Linked DNA regions of Homo sapiens: region 2 is linked to region 1. Evidence: read pairs that join two places in POLR2A ChIA-PET (ENCODE). Cell type or tissue: CD4-positive, alpha-beta T cell. All regions are shown on one strand.

The links. ChIA-PET counts read pairs that join two places held together with the same protein. Peaks named below come from ENCODE experiments on the same cell type or tissue, not always from the same donor. Only the 100,000 strongest peaks of a DNase experiment are listed, where the experiment ranks them.
Region 2: POLR2A ChIA-PET joins it to region 1 with 13 read pairs; 3 of 35 experiments call an interaction of 5 or more read pairs at or near these places.

The regions. Positions count from the first base shown.
Region 1 is chr2:157,440,695-157,448,694 of GRCh38, forward strand. It overlaps CYTIP (cytohesin 1 interacting protein), which reads right to left and starts at 3,395. Exons shown (of 8, transcript NM_004288.5): 1 at 3,153-3,395. The coding sequence starts at 3,326. RefSeq lists enhancers at 548-627, 698-797, 3,056-3,155, 3,196-3,245. In CD4-positive, alpha-beta T cell, no CTCF peak of the experiment used is centred here; DNase peaks (open chromatin) are centred at 497, 1,047, 1,727, 3,417 and 3 weaker places; H3K4me3 peaks cover 5,403 bases; H3K27ac peaks cover 6,447 bases.
Region 2 is chr2:157,893,745-157,901,744 of GRCh38, forward strand. All of the region lies in intron 1 of LOC105373714 (a long non-coding RNA gene), which reads left to right. Among named protein-coding and RNA genes, the nearest start is that of ACVR1, 21 kb to the left of the region's middle. In CD4-positive, alpha-beta T cell, a CTCF peak has its summit at 7,788 (motif pointing right); DNase peaks (open chromatin) are centred at 3,617, 4,077, 4,997, 7,787 and 1 weaker place; H3K4me3 peaks cover 1,934 bases; H3K27ac peaks cover 5,609 bases.

The DNA.
Region 1 (8,000 bases):
TAATGTGATAACTAAAAGAAAATTAGGAAAAGAGAGTCAGTCTGTGGTACCACTGAAGTTTGTGGACTTGTTTGTCAGGTCCCTGGTTCTCACTATAGCATTCTGTAAAAACTGCTTTCCAAAAGCAACGTACTACATTTATGAGAGTGGGTGGTAAGACAATCACTACTTCTTTGACATCATTGATAGAGACTGTCCTTAATTCCTCCTGTCTCCTTCCTACCGAGCTTTCCATTGCAAAGATTTTTTTTTTTTGTCCTAAAACTGTGTTCACAAGTAGAAGCCATACTGGGGTGTCTGACACTTCCTATCAGTACAGGTAGTGAGATAATATGCACACAGAGAAATCTATCTTTAAATAATTCTGAATGTAAACACCCAATTGATTCTGAAGACTAATAATTTGAAACTACAAGCTAACCAGATATAGCTTTGCAGAAACCAAAGCCAACAACAACAAGAAGTATGAGCTGTTGACGTCAGCCCTGAAAGTGTTGAAAATAACAGTAGGCAGAGAAACACCTGCTCATGTGATTGCCTCACAAGGATCTTGTTGCCTGCAATTTAGTCAGTGCCAAATGGGTGATTATTCTCTAAAAACCAGTTAAAGGAAATGAACATCCATTTGGAAGATTGTGAAATGTTGGGATAAACTTGCATCAAGTCTCATTGATGATAATTGTACGGAATCAGAACTATCATGTACAAGAAGTTTTGTTTTGCTATTTTTTAAAGCAATTCTCACAACAGTAAGAAAAAGCTGTTTGAATATGGAAAGTCTACCACATGAAAGAATTTGAGAGAAGGGGAATGAGAAGACCTAGAAAAGATGAGAACATCTGCATAAATTAATTAGTATGGGGATGTGTGTGTGCCTGTGTGCATATGTGTACATGTATATATGCACATACACACACACACACACACACACACACACACACACACGTGTATTTCATATGCCAAAATCCCTCTCTTTATCCTCCTCTGATAATCAGCCTCTCCTACTGATTGCCTTCTTTCAGTTCACGCTATCTTCACTCTGGCTTAAAACCAGATGTGACTCCTCCGTCTTCAGTCCCTTTCATATTAAAGCCTTTCAGTCTCCTTTCTGTTCCCCCATTTCCTCTTTCTCCAACTACTGCAAAAGTTCCTCCCTCACCACTAGTCTCTACTCACTAATCCACTACATTTCTACAATAAGGTTCCTGAAATCCTCTACTTCTCAAACACGTTCAGTGGCCCTCGTGCCGGCTTTTTCAGGGGAAGTTGTCCAAGTGTTCTGTAAAGCAGCCCAGCGCTGAGATCTCCTCTCACCTCCTACACACTAACCAGGTTCTCCTGACACACTTAATATTGTGTTGTTACACAAAAAAGTCCTCCAGGCACCAGGATCTATGCCTCAGCTTCAATTTCTCCCTTGCTCTGGAATACCCTTCAATATCTGGAATACCCTTCAATATCTCGAATATCTATTTCCAAGGCTATATTTACAGATGTTTCACTTCGATGAGAGTATTCATGTTGTTTTACTTTGCAGAAAACCCATTCTTTCTGCTTACTGAATTGTAAACAGTATATGGGTAGGAAACATTCCCTTCTCGTCTTTTTACCTCCTACACTTAGCATGATGTCTGTCTCCTTGTAGGTGCTCAGAAACCATCTGTTGCATTGAATTGCATGGGCTAGAGAGTAGATCAAATGAGTAAGGTTGCAGGTATGGAGGACATAGAGGGTGGAAAGTTCCCACCCTGATTGAAAAAGTACCCACAGTCTCCAGCAAAAAAAAAAAAAAAAATCATAGCCTAATCAAGTGAACCATAGTTGGTGTGATAGTGTCATGGCAAATATAAAGAAAATCTGACTGCTTTATATCTGAAAACTGAAAAAAGATGTCAGCATTTCTCATGTTGCTTTATCTTCAGACAGGTTGTAGATTGATAAAATGTTCATCATTACATTAAACTTTGTATCATAAAAGCACTTTAGATTGAGAACAATCAATAATCCAAATCATGGAAAATTGTGCCCTTATCTTCACTCCGAAAAATACCAAGGAATCAGCTATTATACATCACTGAAAAAAGATCATGTCTCTCCCACTATGCCATACCTCTCTAATCCTGAATTTAGAAGGCTTACGAGAAGCACATGATTGTACATGCAAGACTTAAGCGCAAAAATTCTTGCTCTAGGGCAATTCTAAATATTTTCTGTAGAAATGCTACATCGAAATTCAAATATGTACCTGGGGATTTAGAGCAAGTTGTTTAAAAAAAATCCTGAAGAGGTATTATGGTTAAAAAAAAATTTTTACATGTTAGAAATTGAAGAACGAAAAAATCAAAATAAATTCAGTTAGACATAGATTTTTCCAAATGAGTTTTCATCCCTAGAGACAAACTTTGCAATAAAAATATTAAAATGGCATAATCTAGCATTTAATAAACACACACTGAATGCCAGTCACTGTGTTAGGCACTGCACAGTTCCTTATTTAACCAACATAAGAACCCAATAAGGGTGGTTCTATTATTAACTCCATTTTAGAAAAAACAAAACTGAAGCTTAGAGAGGCAAGTGGCTTGCTCAAGATCCCACAGACACTAAGTGGTGAGCTGATATTCAATCTGGCACTCATCTATCCAAAAAAAAAAAATCTTACTTTCCAATAGCCTGAGGTATGTGCCAGCAACCCAGAGCTGAAGATAATTAGTCAACAAAATTTGTCCTCAGAAAAAGTATTTCTTATTTGATTATGAACTGAAATGACCATCAAGGACTGCAAGTAAGGATGGAAGGGAAAGAATCAGTGGAGACACAATGGGGAAAAGAGAATTAATTCTCATACTGGTTGTATCTATATAAACCATCTTCAAGTTTTTTATGCTTAATGATGTTTATTTTACCTGAGCACTTCTTCAAATAAGAAAAACAATCTTAATTTTTGCCTTGAAAAAAAAGTTTGATTGTGGTCTCAAATCTTTGGACTGGTTCACCTAGCTCCCTGAGCATCTCACCTCCTTCACCCATAATAATCAGCCAGTAATTCCAAAGCCTCTAAAATATCACCATTAGTATGAAGTCAGACAAACATATCACTCTGCCCTCAAGAGAATGTGAACACTCTAAAGGGTACAAAATAGCAATCATACCTGCTTTCGTCCCCGAGGCAGAGTAGCCACCGTGTCTGCTAGCATTTGAATCCTTCTATTATCGTCCATCGTAAGGCTGCCGGTGAGTGTGGAGTAAGAGCTATACGCTGGCCCAGCGCAGAAGTCCGCCAAATTGCCATTGCTGCTGTGTTGCAGGAGCCTTTGTAAAGACATTGTGAATAAAGATCACTCCAGCTAGCACATGGTTGAGTGGCCTTGCAGGATGGGGGAAGCTAAAAGTACAACTGTGACAAGTAATCAAAAGTAGCAAAGCAGAAAGAGCCCATGTGACCTCTGTGGTTTGAGGAACTTGTTACACAAACCCTATCTTGCTATTCACTCCCATTTCTCAAAGCTTTTTTTCTTTAAGCTCCTGAGAGAACCTGGAGCTAATTTTTACAATTTAAAGAAAAATCAACTTATTTTTTCACCTCAAACAGCCAGAATTCTTACGCTTTTATGTTCTGTGGCAAGTTGCATTCACACCACCATTTGCCATTTTTTTCTTTAGAGAAGAAAGAAAAATGTCCCCAAGTGCTACCATTTGTTTCCCATCCATTCTCTTACTTAACATTAGCAATGCAATGCAGAAGTCAGCACACGAGGACATTCAGTTCTTGTGAATATGGGCAAGAATTACAGGTGCCGGTCATAATGTTCTCTCTCGAAGTCCTTGTAATACTGTACTTTCCCTGAAGTATACCCTAGATCATTAATGTTCATCAAAAAGACATTATATCTGCCACTGAGGTTGTAACCATTCAGCATTCTTCTGGTTGTCCTTTTACTACTTTGTCCTTACAAAAATTACCCATGATCTTTACAAAGTACAATGGGAAGGGAAAGCCAGCACATTTAGGGCACAATGTTGCCATTTCTTAGACGAGACTTTGCGGCAGCATCAGCAAGTGGTCCCAGGGGAGGAAAGGAGTGGGCAGGAAGGTAACAGGCAAACCAAGGTGGCACCAAGAACATTGCCTGTTGGTCCCTGCATGTGCATATGGGTCAAGGGCACCATCACCAAGTACTCAAGATCACAGATGCTTTTTTTTTTTTTCCTTTGGCTGAGGTTGGGGGCAGGTAGTTTTGAGAGAACTGGTTTCAGTGGAGGAGTAGGGGAGGCAAGTAAAAGGAAGAATCGAAACAAAAGTCAAAAAGAGAAGTTTTATATGGCACAAAAAGTCAAATGTGCTTTTTAAAATCTCTGAAGATCAATACTAGCATTTGAAAGAGTTAGCAAATCTTTGAACTAAAATGAAATGTGTGTGTACTGGAAGTGAAGATGAATTCAACTCAAGTAGAAATTGCCAAATATAAATAGTAAAATCTGAATTAATAGTGCTTCAAAAGTTGAAGCCAATTATAGATTTTAAAAACTCTATCACAGCATGACTCATTATACTGGAATTGAATTTTGACATGGACAAAGTGATATCACCACAAACATATAACGGTCTAAATCAGGAATTAAAAACACATACGTTTTCAGAAGCCAGGTAAGTAACATAAATGTGTAAGGCAAAAGGGAGTGGTAAATACCTTGGCAACTAAAGAATACATCAATTATAAAGATATTCACGTAAAATCTATATTTATAGATATGTACAGATATGTATACAGGTATATGTGGGGTGTGTGTGTGTGTGTGTGTGTGTGTGTGTGTGTATTAGGAAGACAGAGAGAGAGATTGATTTTAAAAACATTTTCAGGCTAAGAGGCACATAAATTAAATCATCACTATTAATGGATGACAGCAGTCCACTGTACCCTAGGAATCTGATAAAGTTAGGTAAATATTTTTAATTTTTATTCTTAATATTTTAAAATGCCAAATGGAAATTATACATTTGCTTAATATAAGGCCACCCACTCAGGCCAACTGACTCACCCATTTTTATAAATGACTACTAAAATTGTACCAATTCATTGTAATACTGACCTTAAGCTGATGTAAATCATAGATCATCATTCAATTAAGAAACTGGAAAATACTTATTACTTAACTCATGAAATGTGTTAAGTAAAATTTTTCAAATAATGGGATACCTGGATACAAAACAAGGGTCAAAAGTACCTCTGACATCCAGCCAGCCCATATCAATGTGGTCACACCTGTTAATTACAAATTTTTGACCTAGTCTATTTTTATTGGTCATTTCCCTGTTCTGTCAGTGCCTGTGTCATGCCAGTCACTAATATCATGATCAAAAGTGTCCCTTGTGATAAAGGGTGGAGAAACAGTAATCTTTTAAGGGGAATGTGACTTCCAAACAACAAATCCTTGACTTACAAAGGTGTTCTACTGTTTAGAACATCTCTTTTCTTTTAGGATTTACCTTAGGAAAATTATAATAGACCAGACTCTCTTCCCCTTCAGCCTCCCATTTATTTTAGAGAGGTGATTCTGGAAATGAATTGGATCAAGCTACCTAGGTACTCAAAAGATTTCAGGAGTATCTCACTGTTCACAAAAAAATAAAATAAAATAAAAATTATTTTATATTATCTGATTTCATTCTCTGAAATGTCATATCATTTTTTTAGATTCTTCTTTTGAGACTTAATATATTCTAGTTAGGGCAATAGTTAATTGTATACAAATCTGTTTCTCTGCTAATGTCCAATTTCCTTGAAAGCAAGGAACATCTTTTATCTTTAAATGTATACTTTATGTCCTACATACAAAAATTGTTCAATAAATGTTAATAAAAAGAGAAAGGTAGATATTAAACAAAATGATTAAACAATAGTGTTCTGTGGTATTAATAAGGAAAAAAATTAATTTGGTAGGAAATGTATGTACTACAAGCCCATATTCCAAAGTGCTACAATTTTCACTAAGGGGTGATCTGAGAGATGAGGACAGAGTCTCTTAAAAATACGTCTCATCTGCCTTTATGCTCTAAAAGCTAATATTTGTTATGTGGGGCAAAGCTCTTATTTGGAACATTTTGTTCATAAATATGCAAATACCCTTGGAAGGAATTAATCTTTAGTACAAATGAGATGAACACTGAGGGCCTACAACATGGAGATTTGGTAGAGTCAGGTGAGAGGAATATACCTAAAGCACGGAACAGAGAAAGAAAGGTGGAAAGGTTTGCAAGACAAACTGAGCCAACCTTACAATCATCCATGAAAATCTTAGGCAGCTGTAAGAGGGTTGACAACAGGGTTCCAGTGTCACACTACTTAGATTCAAGTCCTAGCTCTGCTGCTTTAAAGACTATGGACTGAGTTGTATCCCCCCAAAATTCATACATTAAAGCCCTGAGCTTCAATGTGTCTGTATTTAGAGATAGGGCCTATAAGGAGGTTAATGAATCATTTAAGGTTAAACGAAGTCATAAGGGTAAGGCTCAGATCTGATAAGATTAGTGCCCTCATAGGAAGAGGTGGCAGAGGACTCTCTCTCCACCATATGAGGACACAGCAAGAAGGCAGCCTCCTGCAAGCCAGGAAGAGATCCCTCACCAGGAACTGAATCTGCCAGCACCTCAATCTTGGACTTCCCAGCATCTAAAACTGTGAGAAAATAAATTTCTATTGTTTAAAGCCACCCAGTCTATGGTATTTGTTATGCTATGGTATTGGTTATGGTGGCTTGAACTGACTAATACACTCTCTAAACTTTAGTGTTCACATATCTAAAACAAAAATTTGCAGGAAAAAATAGACAGAATAGCCCATGAATAGCACATGGTATAAAGTAAGCTATATCTACTGAATTTTGCTTTAAGTAACAAGCCTTCAAAAGGAAAAGCTAAAAAAGGATATAACATGAATTCTATATGAATAGCCCTATTCATTACTAAGTGCCTCTATGTGCAGCAAGGATGCCCTTGTCACCCTGAAGAAGTCTAAAGGCTACACAATACATGTGAATTCCTTACCATCGAATATCAAGATGTGTTTGAAAACCATCATCAGAGCCAATGTGTGAAATTTCTGGATTATTGTAAGACACAGAAGAAGAGTAACTGGTTGCTTAAAAAATGAGACTTCCTCTATGCCTTTCTGATCTTAAGATAGCTGTTGAGTTTTTTGTTTGTTTTATTTTTGCTATTTGCCTTTATTTGCACAAGAAGATTTTATCTGGCTTCCTGGAACATCACAGGATTTTGTTTTGTTGTGGTTTGGTTTGCTAATTTGTTTTATTTTGGCCTTTTGCCTTCATTTGGAAGGGAAGTTTTTATTTGGGTCTCTGGAATGATGTAGGAGATGTGTTAAAGTCATATAGACAATATTTGAATATTGTGCCTTTGAATTTATATAAGGTAAATTTGATTTAGTAAAGTTACTCTCATATATGAGGATCCACTAACTGTGAAAACTGCTCTGTCCTATGTATCACCTTATTTGAGTGATGGAGCTGGGTAGACAGATGTCCTCATCCAACTCAGTGTGGATCACTGGAATTATGAACACTACTCCCCAGAGAGTAATAGCCTTCTTCAGAAAAGGATAAACTAAAAATTTGTAACTAGGACAAGCCCTGAAAAATAGGCAGCTCAGGAAAGGAAAATAACAGAAACAAAGGTCATAAAGACCCTATATTAGAAATCCTAGTGTGATATAAGCCAAATATTGGCTTAGAGTTGTGACATGCATATTTAAAACAACACAAAGAAAAACTTTAAACCTAATATAAATAATAGCTAGCAATACATCAAATCTACTATGTTTTTAATACAAGTGCAAGGAAACAATTTTCTGATTTATTCAAGTTTAATTCAATCAAATCATGAAGCTATGGGTAGATTGCAATATCATTCAAGGGATTAAGCCACTAAATTCAATTGGGGCTTTAAATAGATTATCTAGATCAGTGTTTCATGAAATAACTCA
Region 2 (8,000 bases), 450 kb after region 1:
AGTTCTGATGTGGGAAGTGGAAAGATGCTGATTGGTCTGGCTTGGGGCAGGTGCCTGTCTCTGGACAAGTGAGAAAGAAATAGCAGTGCTCACAGGTGCAAGCCGTTGAAGGGAGGAGGAGCAGATCTCAGTGGATAATGAGGTGAACTGGGCAAACAGCAACTGGTCCCGGCTACTGACATTTTTGTAGCATCTCTGTTTTTGAAAAGGCGAAAGTGGGGAGGTGGGTGGGGGGTGGATATTTTCCGTAATATCTACATGATCCCAGGCAGCAGGCTGGGTGGTGCCTGCAGTGAGGGAAGATGCTGTTCCTTGCAGAAATGTAGTAGGTGTGGCTTAAAGCCTCAGCTGCTGGCTGGCCTGTGAGCTTAAGAAAGCAGAGAAGCAAGTGGACACAACCTTGAATGCACCTGAAACTTCCAGAAGCCCACAGATGCACTCCAAATGTTCCTGAAAACCTAGAAATTCTATGTAAGTTTGTCTGTATATGGGAATATACATTTTTCCAGGGAAACCCATAACTTTCATCAGATTCTCAAAGAGGGGTGCTATCCATTAAGGATTCTGAGCCCCTGCTAGACCAATGATAGCATATGCCATGACCCAAGGATTATGATTAATCCAACCCTAGAACGAGAGGCCCACACCATAAAATAAAGCTTTCCACAAAACATAAAGAATAAAAGAACCACTGCCTTGATATAGTTGCTTTTTAAGCACCCATTCTTGTACTCTCTGTTTTGCCATATTCACTTTTATTATTTACTGAATATTCCTCTTTAAATTTGTTCACTTTTTAAACTTACATGCCCAGTTTAGCCTCTTCTTAAGCAAAAATAATTGTGAAATCAGGGTTATATTTTGCTATTGCCAGTTTTCTTCCTAATGTATATTAGAAGAAATTTATTACTATTAAAATTTAAAAATGTTTGTATCATTTCCAAAATTATTTAGTGCATACAACAGAGATGGGCTTATGGCACTCAGGAAAACACTGTCTCTAAATATTCCTAAAATTCACTTCAGGCATCCCTTTCACAGAGAAGGAACCTGAGGCAGGAGACAATTAATGTAACTTATTAGAGATTCTAAGCAAATGTGGAAAAACTTTGTCAGGTATTGGGCAACATTGTTCCTACTAATGACTCAGCCCTGTGCTTATTTTATTGCAGACAGTTTAAAGAGATGTTTTACTGTTCTCACGTTTCCCCGCTACCCCATAAAGAGAACCAACTAGACGAGAGTAAAAACTTGATCAATTTAATACTCTGGTCATGATCCCAGCAACTAAGGAAGGGGGCTGTGGGGGGGAAAGCCAGCGAGTTTCTTTCTACTCAAATTCCATCTCATTTTTATTTTCTCTTAATGTTTTTTTGAATCCCAAGTTCCAAAACCTGTCCCCTATTATGCAGTGCAAACGAGAACAGATGGGGAAAAGTTATGTTGGAAAGGGCTTTGGAGGGCCACAGAGAAGAGAAATATGACTACTCAATGTGTCACACACCAACTTGCAGCTGCCACCAGCCCTTCCACACAACGAGCTGCGTATGGAACCAGCCCGGGTGCTCAGGAGGAGCGGGCTTACTGCAGGAAGGGAGCGCAATTAGAGAACATTCGCTTTACTTGTGTTTCCTTGAAAATATGAATAAAGAGCGTAGCAGCAGCACAGCCAACAAAAAAGAAATAAATCCAAAGGCTAGCCTGGCAAATGGTTAGCTGTACCTCAGAGTTTCCCAAATGTTAACCGATCATCGGCTTTCTTCAGCCTTTTTATTTCAGAGAAATGCCTTTTCATGTCTCAAAGTCACCATTCAGTTCTTCTCTCTGTCTAGGAATTATTATTCTAGAAAGGTCATACTAGCTTTCATGCATGATGTGGCCTTCCAACCAGTATTTTTCAGTATTCACAGGGTGCTTATGAGTTCACTAAATATTTCAAGTGTGAGGCAGGTGACCTGGTTTTAAATGGCAACTCTGCCAGTTACTAGCTGTGAGGCTTCAGGCGAGTCACCTAGCTTCTCTGAGCCTGTAGTACATCCTGTCTGAAACAGAGCTCGCTTGACTGACTTACCTTCAAGGCTTTTTGTATTCAAGGTAATGTATATAAATGTCTGACAGAAGAACAATGTTTAATATATAAAAACTATTATTACTGTGATTATCAGAAAGCACAGAAAATGTTATTCTCTTTTCTTTGACTATAATATAAAGATACTAAGAATATATATAATACCATATATGTAAAGATAAATTATATATATTTGGCTAGGAATCCCTAAGAATCTATGCTGAAAGTAATTGTAAGGTTAATGTGGTTTAAATTATTTGATTCAAGTAGTGATTCAGGTCATATAGACAGTATCTTTGAACAAATATCAGTGTTGTAAACAGTTGTGTTATTGAGTCCCGCAAGGACTTCCTCTGAAATTGTGCCTGTCTTTGTAGAGTGATTATGCAGGAATTTTTCTATCAAGGAAATACTGTTTTTCTTCCCAGGGTAATTTATAAATTACCTAGATCAAAATCTTTACAGGAGGATGTTAAAATGCAGTTTCCAGGGCCCATCTCAGACTGTATTTTCAGCATCTCTAAGGCATATAGTTCAGGGATCTGCATTTTATTTAAAAACAACTGGTAATTCTTAAGCACACTGAAGTTTGAGCACCACTTTCTTAAGGAATGGAGATAGTGATAATTCTAATTCTGAGAGGTTTTCAGCTACCTTCCTTCTTTCACCACACACACTCAGGCCCAGAAATACAACAACTGCTAGTGAGACAAAACGGTTGGAATTTGGTAGATTTAGCTTCTCTCCCCCACAACCTCTGTTCTCTGTCTAGTTAAGGCTGGACTATTCTACTCATACCCTCCTTGTCCATAGGAGACATTAGCTTGACTATAGTTTGTTCTAAATGGGTGGCCATACATCCCAGTGTGCCCAGCATAATTATTAATAGCACTCTTTTTCATCTCAAAAGTGTCCCAGTTTGGATGATAGATTATACACCATTACCCTAGGCCTAGAAGACATTTGATTAACACGTGTAGGACACGAATGAGGACTGGCAAAATTTCTAAGGTATGTTATTCATGAGTATGGGGAAATATACCCAGATACCATTGACGACAATGAGAAATGCTTTGGGAAGTGACATAGGAATGATCAGAGAAAATTATATTCTCAAGTTATCCCATAAATTCGCAGCAAGAAAGGCAGGACATAGAAAAACTAGGAAGTCTAGACAGGTTAATATCTCCTCTCTCACCAAGCAACTGAGCCCCCCTCCCCTGACCAAAAAAAGCATGAATCTCGTCACCGTACAGAGTTGGTTATTTTCCTCCTTTCTGCTTAATGGCTATGATCTTGGGCAAGTTATTGAGTATCTCTGAACCTCACTCTACTCATGGGTAAAAAAGATAATAAGGCTTACTTCAGTTTTGGGGAGTTACTGAAATAGGTGTGTAAACCAGCTGGCACTGTGATTAGGTGCTCAATGGTAGCAGTTCCACCATTATTCTTTCCATCATGGCCACTCTGCACTGTAGTCTCACCAGAGTCACATGACTTTTAAAATAAAGTGTTCCTGTGAGAGGAGCCACAAGGAGGCTGTGGAAGTGGGAGTTGATTCTTGGGTTTAAAGACTTTTTTTGGTTTGTTTTTGTTTTTGAGAGAAGGTCTTGCTCTGTTGCCTAGGCTAGAGTGCAGTGGTATGATCATAGCCCACTGCAGCCTCAACCTCCCGGGCTCAAGCAATCCTCCCACCTCAGCCTTCTGAGTAGCTGGGACTACATGTGCACCATGCCCAACTGATTTTTGTATTTTTTGTAGAGACGGGGTTTCACCACATTGCCCAGGCTGGTCTTGAGCTCCTGGACTCAACCAATCTGCCTGCCTCAGCCTCTCAAAGTGCTGGGCTTGCAGGCATGAGCCACCATGTCTGGTCTTTCTCTTTCTGTCTGTCTGGCTTGCTTGCTTGCTTGCTTGCTTGCTTGCTTGCTTGCTTGCTTGCTTGCTTCCTTTCTTCTGTTCTTCCTTTCACTGCTTCTCTTTTTTTTTTTTTTTTTTTTTGACAAACTCAGTCATAAAGTCTTTGGTGAATGAAAAAGAAAGTGAAAGATTAAAGGGAAGAGCAGTAACTGAAAAACAGGTGCCGTGGTGCACACTTGTAGTTCAAGCTACTTGGGAGGCTGAGATGGGAGGATTGCTTGGACCCAGGAGTTCGAGGTTGCAGTGAACTATGAAAAAAAAAAGATCACTGAAGATGGATCAGAAATGGCAGATTTATAGACCTATGTGAGGCAAAAAAAGAATGGAAAGAAAAGGAAGGAAGGAGGCCAGGCACAGTGGCTCATGTCTGTAATCCCAGCACTTTAGGAGGCCGAGGCTGGTGGATCATGAGGTCAGGAGATTGAGACCATCCTGGGTAACATGGTGAAACCCCATCTGTACTCAAAATACAAAAAAATTAGTCGGGTGTGGTGGTAGCGCCAGTAATCCCAGCTACTCGGGAGGCTGAGGCAGGAGAATCGCTTGAACCCGGGAGGCGGAGGTTACGGTGAGCCAAGATTGCGCCACTGCACTCCAGCCTGGGTGACAGAGTGAGACTCCCTCTCAAAAATGGAAAGGGAAAGGGAAGGGAAAGGAGAGAGGAAGGGAAGGGGGAGAGAGAGGAAGGAAGGAAGGAAGGAGGAAGGAAAGAAGAAAAAAAAAAGAGGTGATGAGCTGTAATCTCTAGTCAACAAAACCTGACTAGAATGTTGCCTGAGAACTTCTATAAAGGGTCCTGCAGGTTTTTTGAGGAATATGGGTCGGGTGGGGAGTAGCCCATCCTATGGAAATGATACTACTGTTCATATAACTGTTGCCTCTCAGCCATCTAGACTGCTGTTTGGGTGGGCGGGATGGAGAAATACTATTCTGTTAAAACTAAGAGCTTTGAAGTGGAGACAAACACAATCTGGTAGTATCACAGAGGCATTATTCACCCTGATGACTCACACTCTGGCTCCCACACAGCAGAGGCAAGAAGTAACATTAGTGACCTTGAAGATGTTGGCCAAGTATAGACCCAGCATTAAAACCTGAGTTCAAATGAACGTGTGTGTGTGTTTGTGTGTGTGTGTGTGTGTGTGTGTAGAGAGAGACAGAGACAGAAAGAGAGACTAAGAGAATACATGTTAAAGAGAATGTATGGTGAACAATTCTAAAAACCAGTATAAAAACTTCATATTGAAAGAGCTAACTCAACTAAATAATAAGTACTTACAAGGAAATAATCATTATGTGAGTGGGTCTCAGCTCAAAGCATTGATAAAGTTGTTCAGAGCGAGAACATTTAAAAGCATCATTGTTAGTGAGGAGGTAAATAGGAAACCCAGTCCCTATTCCTGGGCTCAAATCTCCCTCATCATTTCCATTCATCATGACTCTTTATGAATCCAGTTTGCTGAAAGTAATGTTTTCTGTGTTCCCAACCACACACTGCTCTATGTTCGGAGCCCTACAGACAAAATTCAAACAGATGCAGTCCCCAGGCCTTTGACAACATGCAATAGAAAGCAGACAATAATAAAAGAATGCATCGGAACCTACAGATGTGCAGGCAGCTGCACAAATGGCAAACAGAGTCATGACCTTAGACCAGATGGTCCCTGTGGCTTAGTAAAAAATTATCAACGTAGAACCCAGGCACAGTTTCAGGTTGATAGAGATAGCTAGTTCCTGGAATTGTACATTGAAACCTCAGAGAAAAATAAAAGCAAAACCAACCATGAAGTCATTTAAAGCTGACGAGAAGAGAGAACTTTAGGAGTTATGTACTAAACAGCTAGAATAGAAAGGGTTTCCAGTTACGGAGTTTGCCACATGGAAAAACCAGGGGATGATAGTGGAGCACACCATTGTAAACAGTGAAGAATCTCATTGGTCACCATGTTTGCATGGACAAAAGAAGAGGACTGGAGTGCAAGGGCTGTAGAGGATGGCTTAAAGGTAGACTTGAGACAAGTGTACTCAGAGTTTGTTTCTCGTTTAAGTTTCCAAAGGTTTTATGGTTATGTTTCGGGTTATATTTGTCCCTCAGCATTTCTTTTTTTTTTCTTTCTTTCTTTTTTTTGAGACAGAACCTCTCTGTGTTACCAGGCTGGAGTACAGATGCGCAATCCCGGCTCACTGCAACCTCCACCTCCCAGGTTCAAGCAATTCTCCTACCTCAGCCTCCCAAGTAGCTGGGACTACAGGCACATGCCACAATGCCCAGCTAATTTTTGTATTTTTAGTAGAGACAGGGTTTCACCATTTTGGCCAGGATGGTCTCGATCTCTTGACCTCGTGATCTGCCCACCTCGGCCTCCCAAAGTGCTGAAATTACAGGCATGAGCCACTGCACCCGGCCCTATTTTTTTTTTAAAGTGTTTACCTTTCATGGGTGCATATAATAGTTACAGGAAGTAAGGTGTGGTTTACTCAGAATTCATAACTATAATTAAAACAACAACAACAAAAAACCTCTTAGGATCTTTTCTCTGCAATTAACAGTAGCCCAACTCAAAATAGCCTAAGGAGAAAAGAGACTATCATAAGAAAATCCATGTGTTTCCCAGACTCCAAGAACTGGAATGTAGGTGGGTCGCACTTAACCACACTTAAATACCACAAGCACTCTCTGTCCATCTTTTGTCTTTGTTTTGCCAGTTGGCTTCCTTCTTTGCTTGCTGCCAGCTAACCTGCTGTAGTGTTCATGCGTGCACATGGGAAACACAACTGCCAATAGGCCACATCTTATGTTTCTTCCTTTTCAAACAGCAGCAAGATTGACCTGAGTCTTAGTCTAATTCCAAACTCCTGGGAAAGGGTTAAGATTGATCCCATTTGGGTCAGGTAGCCACCCCTGAATGAATTAATGGTAGCCACTGGGTCACAATGTATTAACTCAGCTCCCATCGCTGCCATATTTGTAAACATGTGGAGGGGACAGTTCCTAGGAAAGAATGGTACTGACTAGACAAAGGGTATTTATGTATCAAGATGCTTTGGGCTGGGTATTTATTATGTCACATAACAAAAAGTCTTGCCTGCAATTTAATGAGTCTGAGATTCAAGTCAATGCAATTTAACCAGTACTTATTGAGCACCTACTAAGTGCCAGGCACTGTTTTTGGTGCTGGTGATGTATGAGTGAATAAAGCAGGCAATAATCTCTGCCTTCAGGGAGCGTATATTCTATGGTTGGTTAATTCAGTGACTCAGGAGCATTAACAAGTTCTCAGATTTTTTGTTTGTTTGTTTTAACTCTGCCAACCCCAGCAAGTCAGCTATAACAATCCCTGACAAAAGAAATTGAACCAAGACACACAAAGTTTTAGTAACTTACCTAAGGTCACACAAGAGCCTATGAAGGAATCATGAGACCAGACTCTTAACTGAAATACAGTGCTGGTTTTTTGGCTCTGGGGCTGGAGAAGGACCCAGCTTTCCTGAAGCATGTGGCTACCTGATGCCTGAACAAAATCAGGGGTCTATGACCCAAGAATAGGTGGGGATGGCTTCTAGAGGGGAAACTACCATGACTTCTATAGCCTGCTGCACTGGGACCAATGTATCTTTAAATCTGAGAATTGACTGAGTTGGTAAAAACCACTTTATTTATAGTTAGAAGCTCTCCCTGAGGTCGTGGTTAGGAGATCAGGATAGAACTGGAGGTGGCTTACGCAGAATACAAGGGGCTTGTAAATCAAGGTTTCTATTTGCAAAGATGTTGATCAGCACAGAAGGGATAGAGCTGATGGTTACAGCAGGGGGCAGTCTCCTAAACTGCAGAAAAGGCACTTTGATGTAGCAGAAAGTATATAAAGTCTAGAATTTAGAGACTGGGTATCAATTCCTATAATGTAACAGTCAGAAGATTCTTAAGGTATGTTGGGGTATCATTTTAGCAGAGGTTGAGGAAAATCGTCTTCATTTGACTTTAACCAGGAAAGGTGCTTTTGGATCCCACATT